Linked DNA regions of Homo sapiens: region 2 is linked to region 1. A link is a loop called in an ENCODE intact Hi-C map of the cell type or tissue named here. Cell type or tissue: gastrocnemius medialis. All regions are shown on one strand. Links, peaks and the distances in the headings refer to the core of each region. The heading gives the core; the rest is flanking DNA.

What was found. Hi-C counts contacts between places; a loop is a spot of excess contacts. Peaks named below come from ENCODE experiments on the same cell type or tissue, not always from the same donor. Only the 100,000 strongest peaks of a DNase experiment are listed, where the experiment ranks them.
Region 2: a loop joins it to region 1, with 15 times the contacts of the local background. A loop is called at or near these places in 4 of 110 quality-filtered maps.

What each region holds. Positions count from the first base shown.
Region 1 is chr15:38,451,813-38,457,981 of GRCh38, reverse strand. FAM98B (family with sequence similarity 98 member B) reads right to left here and starts at 3,855. Exons shown (of 8, transcript NM_173611.4): 1 at 3,750-3,855. The coding sequence starts at 3,820. RefSeq lists enhancers at 3,438-3,537, 3,598-3,707. In gastrocnemius medialis, for the core only: a CTCF peak has its summit at 3,392; DNase peaks (open chromatin) are centred at 3,541 and 3,851; H3K4me3 peaks cover 2,093 bases; H3K27ac peaks cover 1,826 bases.
Region 2 is chr15:40,378,423-40,380,922 of GRCh38, reverse strand. It overlaps DISP2 (dispatched RND transporter family member 2), which reads right to left. Exons shown (of 8, transcript NM_033510.3): 8 at 2,302-2,500. Among named protein-coding and RNA genes, the nearest start is that of KNSTRN, 3.0 kb to the left of the region's middle. In gastrocnemius medialis, for the core only: no CTCF peak of the experiment used is centred there; a DNase peak (open chromatin) is centred at 942; H3K27ac peaks cover 1,395 bases.

The DNA.
Region 1 (6,169 bases), core at 1,919-4,418:
CTTTCTTAAAAAAAAAAAAAAAAAGTAAGATTGTTATTCCTACCATCTCTAGCTTTAATTATTTTTATTTTCACAAATGCCTTAAGGTCAGATAGTAGGAGTTTTGGCCTCCTTTCTTACCAAAATAGCATCATTATCACTGCTCTCCCATTATCTTATAAATATCTCCTATTTCCTTGAGGCACAGGCCACTCAGATTTGCCACCCATTCACTTGTGGTTTTCATCTATTACCTCTTGGACACTCCCCAACATCCCCTTTGCTCAGTTTTCCTCTCCACCTCTATTCTTGCCATTACACTGAGTTTCTTTAATGTCTGTATGTATACCCTATCTCACACCCTGAGCTCTCAATTCCAACCTGCACATGTCACTCAGCCCCCCTTGCACCCTTGCCATTACTTACAACCACTGCACCTCCAAAATCACTTATCCAAACATGTGGCTCCCTGACCACAACCTCTTATTTATCCTTCCACTTGCTTCTTCGACCACTCACCTATAACTATTCTTTGATATCATCATTACCTCCATTCATTGATTCCTCTGCATTCTCCATATTTACCAACTCTCTCCTATCTTCACATTCTTCTGTATCCAATTTAGATTCTAAGGTGTATCATTTCATTTTGGTGCTCAATAAATACCAACTGAAGAAATTAATCTGTTGGGGCGTGGTGGCTCACACCTGTAATCCCAACACTTTGAGAAGCCAAGGCAGGAGATCATTTGAGGCCAGGAGTTCAAGACTAGCCCGGGTATCATAACAAGACCCTGTATCTAAAAAATTTTTTAAAATAAAGAGAAATGAATCCTTGAATTTTAATATCCAATCAATCACTAAGTTCAGTAATGTAGTTCTTCCCATATCCACTGCCACTAAGCAACCATCATTTCTTTCACAGACTATTAACTAAATTCTCCAATCTATTTTCCATCTTGCTGACAGATGTAACTTTCAAACTAGACATCTAACCACTCCCTTTTTATTTAAAATTATTCGATCACATCCCATTGCTGTTATGATCAAGAATAAAATCCACAACACAGACTAAAAGGGGCTGCATGCCCTGATTTTCACCTAACTCTTGAATCCAATTTCCCACCACTCTGCCCCTCACACTCTGCCTTCCAACCACATTAGCCTCCTTCCAGTTCTTCTAATACAGCAAGCTCCTTCACATTTCAAAGTCTTCACATTTTCTTCTCACTGTAAGGATATCTTTGTCCCCCTTTTTCATCCATCCAACCTTAACTACTTAATTTCTATTCACCCTTCTTATTTCAACTCAAATGTCACTTCCTCAGGAATCTATCACTAACCCCTAAGACTTCTTAGATCCTCCTGTTACATCACCCTGTTCTTTTCCTTTGACACATTTATTATAGTTTATAATTGTTTTTGTGATCATGTCTGTTTCTCCACTAGATTATAAACTCCACAAGGGTAGGAACCAAGTCTATTTTGCTCACCACTGACTCCTCAGAACGAGGTCCAATATACAGTGTGTTCAATAAATATTTAAAGGAAACTTCTCTCCATAGTAGTGTTTCTCAACTGAGTCTGTGAATCTTTTTAAAAATATGCAGGTCTGTACTGTACCTCTGAAGATTATGATTCGGTCAGTCTATGGTATATACTAGACTGGAACAGTTTTTCACAAGTTCCACACGACTCTGATGTACTTCCAGTGTTGAGATCTACTATTCCACAAAATCAGAGACTATCAGAACTGAAAGAGACTTCTAAAATCATCTGCTCCAGCCCTCTCTTTTCACAGATGAGAAAACTGACTGACTCCTAGCCTATCCTGTTTTCACCTGTATCACTAAATTGTCCTTTCACATAGATTTTTCCCTTCAAATGCCTCCCATTAATTTATTTTACATGACAAACTGAAGTACCTTTGCTGATATCCTCAATACCTTACAACAGAAAATGCATTATTCACTATCTACATGGATATTTGAAAACACAGTGTTCCATTACAACACATATTGTAAATAACTACTTTTTTCACATCGTATTATCATAGGAGAATTCAAACTTCAAAATGTTGCCCTCATAGTTATTCCAGGAAAAACTAATTTTGGAGTGTGTAAACTGTTTTACTTTCCATGTTGAATAATCTGACTAATTTTCCTTGATAAAAATCAAGATTATAGCAATGAATTTTCTAAAACACTTATAATATGAACAATAAGTTCAAGAAATGAAGAAAGAAGAAAAGCACTGCCTTTTCCTTTTTCATAAACCATTTATGAGTTCCCAATATTCTTACCTGAAGTACTTGGGAGCTCAAACTGTTTGGAGCCTAAATAATTCTACTAAGTATTTTCAGTTCTTGTTTTGGTTCCTTCTTAACCAAGTTAAGTGAGAACTTCCAAGGGACTTCACAGAAGTAAAAATGCCCCCTAAATAATCAATGGCACTGTTCTTTCGTTTGACAAATATGTATTCACGATCTACTAAGTGCAAGACTCCGTAACCCTGGGTCACTGCAAAGTAGGTATTATCAGGGTTCAACTAAAGAAACAATTGATAGAGGGGCAAATGCAGTTTTAGAGAAGATAAAGTGGGGTGTGGGATTGGTTCAAGCTTCATAATAACGCTGCAAAGGCACAGCTTCCCCTATCAAGAAACAGCAGCACGTAGCAGGGCAAACAAATGTGCAGATGGCTCCAAGCTCTTTATTTAATGTGCACTGTATGACTCAACTATCTGGTCCTATGCTTACTGCTGTGGACTCTTCTCTAAGCTTTTCTTCATTCATTTACTCATTCATTCAACCACTATTTACTGTAAAAGACTCCGTTCTAGTGTGTTGCTGGGAAAACATCGGTGAATAAAATATGCAAAGCATCAGTTTTCCAGGAGCTGACTTGGGGAGGAGGAGGAATAAAACGAGGGAGAAGCAGAGTTCAAGAGACAAATGAATGGGCAGGACATGATAATTTGGGATGGGGACAAGAGCTGTGTGGAAAAAAACAGGATGAGGTTGAGGGGGAGATTACGAACCACCACACTTGTTAAGTATTAACATTACTCCCACCTCCACCCTGAGTTCTCACAGCACTTACCATTCTGCACTGTAAATACCAGCCGGCAGCAGACTTGCAGCCTGCGCGACTATGTAAGCCAAGAGTAATCTGAAAAACTATCCTTTTCCCTTGCCTAGGGGAAATTTACAAACGTAAATATGTGTAAATTAATATACAAGCTAATATACACGTTGACGAACGGACGAAATGGTTGAAAGAACGAACTCGCAATGAACTACAACACTTTCTCCGGTCAAAGTAAAAGCCATTCGCTCCAGAGCCCCAAGTAAGCCACAAGTTGTACATTGTAGGAGACAACAGTCCTCAACAGCAGCTCAGGTTCCAGCACCTCCCTCCGGGCGCCAGAACTACGTCAACACAAATATCACCTGCGGGCGCGAGCTAGCCCAGAAAACCGGTGCTAGAAGGGCCGCTCCGCGCCACCCGGCGGATTCCTGCAACAGAGTTTCGAGGCAAGAAGTTTCGAAGAGGGGGCCACGAACCCCAGCTCTCCGGCCCTGCTCCACCCCCCAAATAGATTTCTCTCCCGCCTCCCGCTTAACTCCGTCGGCGCCGGAGGGATCGAGGCAGGGAAGGAGGCCTACACATGGCCGCCCAGGCCCACAGAGGCCCAAGGGAAGTAGGCTAAGCAGCCAGGCCAAGGAGAGGTTGCGTTTTCAGGGAAAAGGCGTCTCCAAAAGCACTCACCCCAGCGCCTCCAGTGTGTCCAGCACGTCTCCCTCCATCGTCGGTTGGGGACCCGGCTCCGGCCCTCTCATGGTCCTTTGGCCCAGAGCTGTTCGGCGCTCTAAGTAGCCCGCCGGAAACTAGCGTCACCGCGCCAAGGTTCCGGTCCGGGTCTGGCCGGTAACTGCCTGAGAGCACAGCTGAAGAAGGGCGCAAAGGTTCCCAGCCCCGAGGCAATAAACACTTCATAGTGCCTAAAACCGCTGCGTGTAACGATAATAATTTTTTAAAAGAATAGTAGAAATAATAAATAATAGTAATAAAGAGTTCTCTGTGTTGGGACTTTTCTGTGTGTTCAAATAAATTTTAGCAAATATCGTGGTATCGGGTTGATCTCAACCTATCCGATTCCAGACCTTTTTAATAACAGAAATCTGAAATAAAATTATAATTATCTTCAGCTAAAATTAGTAACTAATATCACATGCCTACACATATAATTTTTAAATCAATATACACGACGATGCTTCAACTTGAAGGAAAAAATGAAGTAATTTATAACAAGGTAATATTTTTCTCCTTATGAAATGCGGAAGACCAATGAAGTGATCAGATGCTTGCATCTATCTATGTAGAATCCCCTCAACTGCATATTCAGATGATGTGCTTCATTGCTGACAAAGCATTAGTTGTATAAGCAACAAACATACCGCCAGCAAAGTAAGGTAGTTGATGTGGTTTTCCAAAATTGTGGCGAATTCTCTGTAAAGTTCCAAACAAACAAAACATAATATACCCTCTGTGTACTATCCATGAAGAATTCAATCTCTTATCTAAAGGATTTAAAAAATGTATTTTAGGGTTCATATGTAAAAGGTACTAAGAGTATAAGGTTAGATCATTATTAGCAGGCATGTCACCTACATGAATACTCTAGCAGAACTGTTGGAAATCCTGCATGAAGTATAACTATTGATCCCTTGTATGGACCTGTCCCTTCCATTGCAGACTACATAGCATTCGTAGCCCCAGTCCAATAAAGACCAGTAATGCTCTCGCCTTCCTAATTATGGTTACAAACAAAAAGCATACCCATAAATGTGTAAAACACTCAAAGGTAAGCTGTAGTAGTCCACTCTCATATTGCTATAAAGATATACCTGAGACTGGGTAATTTATAAAGAAAAGGGGTTTAATTGGCTCATGGTTCCACAGGCTGTACACGAAGCATGATGCTGGCATCTGCTCCACTCCTGGGGAGGCCTCAGGAAATGGACAGTTGTGGCAGAAGGGGAAGGGGGAGTGCAGCTATCACGTGGCCGGAGTAAGAGGAAGAGAGAGGGTGCAGGGAGGCAGGGAGGTGCCACACACTTTTTTTTTTTTTTTCAGTCTCGCACTGTCGCCCAGGCTAGAGTGCAGTGGCATGATCTCAGCTCACTGCAAACTCCGCCTCCCGGGTTCACGCGATTCTCCTGCCTCAGCCTCCCGAGTAGCTGGGATTACAGGCGCCCACCACCACACCCGGCTAATTTTTGTATTTTTAGTAGAGACGGGGTTTCACCAGGTTGGTCAGGCTGGTCTCGAACTCCTGACCTCGTGATCTGCCACACACTTTTAAAAAACCAGATCTCATGATAAACTCACTCACTATACAGTGCCAAGGCAGGAATGGTGTCAAACCATTCAAGAGAACTCTGCCCTCATGATCCAATCACCTCCCACCAGGTCCCTCCTCCAACATTGGGGATTATAATTTAACATGAGATTTGGGCACAGACACAGATCCTAACCATATCATAAACTCAACCATACATTTGTATAATGACTATTATTACTGTATATTTTAGTGTTGTACAAGGCTTAAGCGTAAAATTACTTGCAGTTTAATGTATCTGAATTCATCTCCAAATAAGGGAGAGGAGAATGTATATTAGTGGTTACTGCCTCTTGTCAGAGTTGGGGTGTCATAGAAGGTACTAGTCTTAGTACTCTTGGCAAAAAGTCTCTGTAAAAATCAAATAGAAATGAGGTAACTGTTCTTTATTATTATTGATCTTAAGTGTTCTGCTGCTGGTTTTCCTAAAAAATCTAAATAAATGAATAACAAAAGTTATGCACAGAAAAAGAACTAAAAACAAACAAAAAAGCATGACTGGCCTAGCATGGTGGCTCGCATCTGTAATCCCAGCACTTTGGGAGGCTGAGGTGGGAGGATCACTTGAGTCCAGGAGTTTGAGACCAGCCTGGGCAGCAAAGTGAGACCATATCTCTACAACAAATTTAAAAATTAGTCAGGTATGGTGGTATGCACTTGTAGTCCTAGCTATTGAGGAAGCTAGGGCAGGACGATCAGGATTGCTTGAGCCCAGGAGGCCGAGGCTGCAGTGAGCTGTAATCAAGCCACTGCACTCCAGCCTGGGCAACAGAGTGAGACCCTATCT
Region 2 (2,500 bases), core at 1-2,500, 1.9 Mb before region 1:
TTGTGTGGATAGAGTCACTATTTTCTGCTGGGGGAGATTGAGAGTTGGGTTTTGAACGTGGAAAACCTCGACATATCTTTGAGGCATTCCGGTGGAGTGGTCAAGTAGGCAATTGGAAATACAGGCCCTGAGCCCAGAAGAGAGCCTGGATTGGAGATACACCCTTGGGAGTTGTTGACATATGAATGTACTTAAAATCTTGATATTTAGGAGTTCGAGACCAGCCTGGCCAACATGATGAAACCCCGTCTCTGCTAAAAATACAAAAAAATGGCCAGGCACAGTGGCTCACACCTGTAATCCCAGCACTTTGGGAGGCTGAGGTGGGATCACTTAAGGCCAGAAATTCGAAACCAGCCTGGCCAACATGGTGAAACTCCATCTCTACTAAAAATACAAAAAACTAGCCAGGCATGGTGGTGCATGCCTGTAATCCCAGCTACTTGGGAGGCTAAGGCAGGAGAATGACTTGAACCTCAGAGGTGGAGGTTGCAGTGAGCCGAGATGGTGCCACTGTACTCCAGCCTGGGTGACAGAGCGAGACTCTGTCTCAAACAAAATAAAATAAAAAATAAAATAAAACCTTGATATTTGATGAGCTCAAGAGAAGAAGTGTGCAGAGAGCCTTTGGGCCAAGGACAGGGACACCTGCATTTAAAAGTTGCAATGGTAATAAGGTGCTTGCCAAGAAACCTGATAAAGAAGTGCCAGAGAGGTGAGAAGAAAACAAAAAAGGGTGGTGTTCCAAAATCCAAGGAGGAAGTGGCAAGCTGCTGAAGGAGGGAGTGGTGAACTATTGAAAATAGTTGAAAGGGCAAGCAGAATGAGAACGAAAAGCATCCAATGAATTTAGCAACAGAGAAGTCATGATGAGTCTAGCAAGAGGAATGCTGGTGGAGCGTTTGGAGTGGCAGTCACATGGGCATGGGTTGAAGAGTACGTGGGAGATGAGGAAGCAGAGATGGCAGAACTCCAGGCGTCTGTTGCAAAAAGAGCAGAGCAACTGGGCAGTAACTGGAGATGGGTTATGGGGGTCAAAGGAAGCTTTCCTTAAAGCTGTGGATATGTGTGCTGATAGGAACGAGCCAGCAGAACAGAGGGAAAGGATACTCAGGAGCAAGGAAGAAGGAAGATGGGATCCAGAGTAGCATCTTTAAATTCCTTTATTCATGCGCCCCCACAAAATAAAAAAATAAAAAAACCCTCTTGCCTGTTTTCACTTGATACCTAAAATTTAAGTTTACTTTTATTTTTATTTTTTTAGAGGCAGGATCTTGCTATGTCACCCAGGCTAGAGTGCAGTGGCTATTCACAGGTGTGATCATAGATAGCGTACTGTAGCCTTGAACTTCTGGACTCAAGCCATCCTCTCACTTCAGCCTCCTAAGTAGCCAAGACTGTAGGCATGCACTATCTCACCTGGCTTAAATTTTTTTCATAACTTTAAATCATTGTAAAGGACATACTTTCTGCCTGTTGTATATTGTGTATACTTTTTTTCTTTTTTTTTGAGATACGGTCTCGCTTGGTTTCCCAGGCTGGAGTGCAGTTGTGCGATCATAGCTCACTGCAGCCTTCAACTCTTGGGCTCAAGCGATCTTCCTGCCTCAGCGTCCCAAGTAGTTGGGGCTATAGGCACGTGCCACCATGCCTGGCTAATTTTAAAATTTTTTTGTGGAGATGAAGTCTTGCTATGTTGCCCAGGCTGGTCGGGAGCTCCTGGCCTCAACTGATTCTCCCACCTTGGCCTCCCAAAGTGCTGAGATTACAGGCATGAGCCACCCACCTGGTCACATTGTGTATACTTTGTATTCTTTTCTTTTTTCTTTTTTTTTTTTTTTTTGAGATGGAGTCTCATTCTTTTGCCCAGGCTGGAGTGCAGTGGTGCCATCTCGGCTCATTGCAACCTCTGTCTCCCGTACTCAAGCGATTCTCCTGCCTCAGCCTCCTGAGTAGCTGGGATTACAGGCATGCACCACCACACCAGGCTAATTTTTGTATTTTTAGCAGAGACAGGGTTTCACCATGTTGGCCAGGGTGGTCTCGAACTCCTGACCTCAGGTGATCCGCCCGCCTCAGCCTCCCAAAGTGTTGGGATTACAGGCATGAGCCACTGCGCCTAGCCCTTTGTATTCATTTCTAAAATTCTTTCTCTTGGTGTTTTTTGGATAATTTCTATTGTTATGTCTTCAAGTGCACTACTGTTTTTTCTGCAACGTCTAAACTGTTGTTAATTCCATTCAGTGATTTTCCATCTCAGACTTTTTTTTTTTAATTTTAAAAACACTTTTAAATTCTTTATTTTGGAATCGTTATAATTGACAGGAAGTTACAATGATAGTATAGGGAGGTCCTTTGGACTCTTTACCCAGTTTCCCCCAATGGTTTTGTTTCAGTACAATTTTAACAGCTTTATTGAGATATAATTAACATTCCATAGACCACATATTTTAAGTGTACAATTTGATAAGTTTAGAAATTACATATACCTGTGAAACCA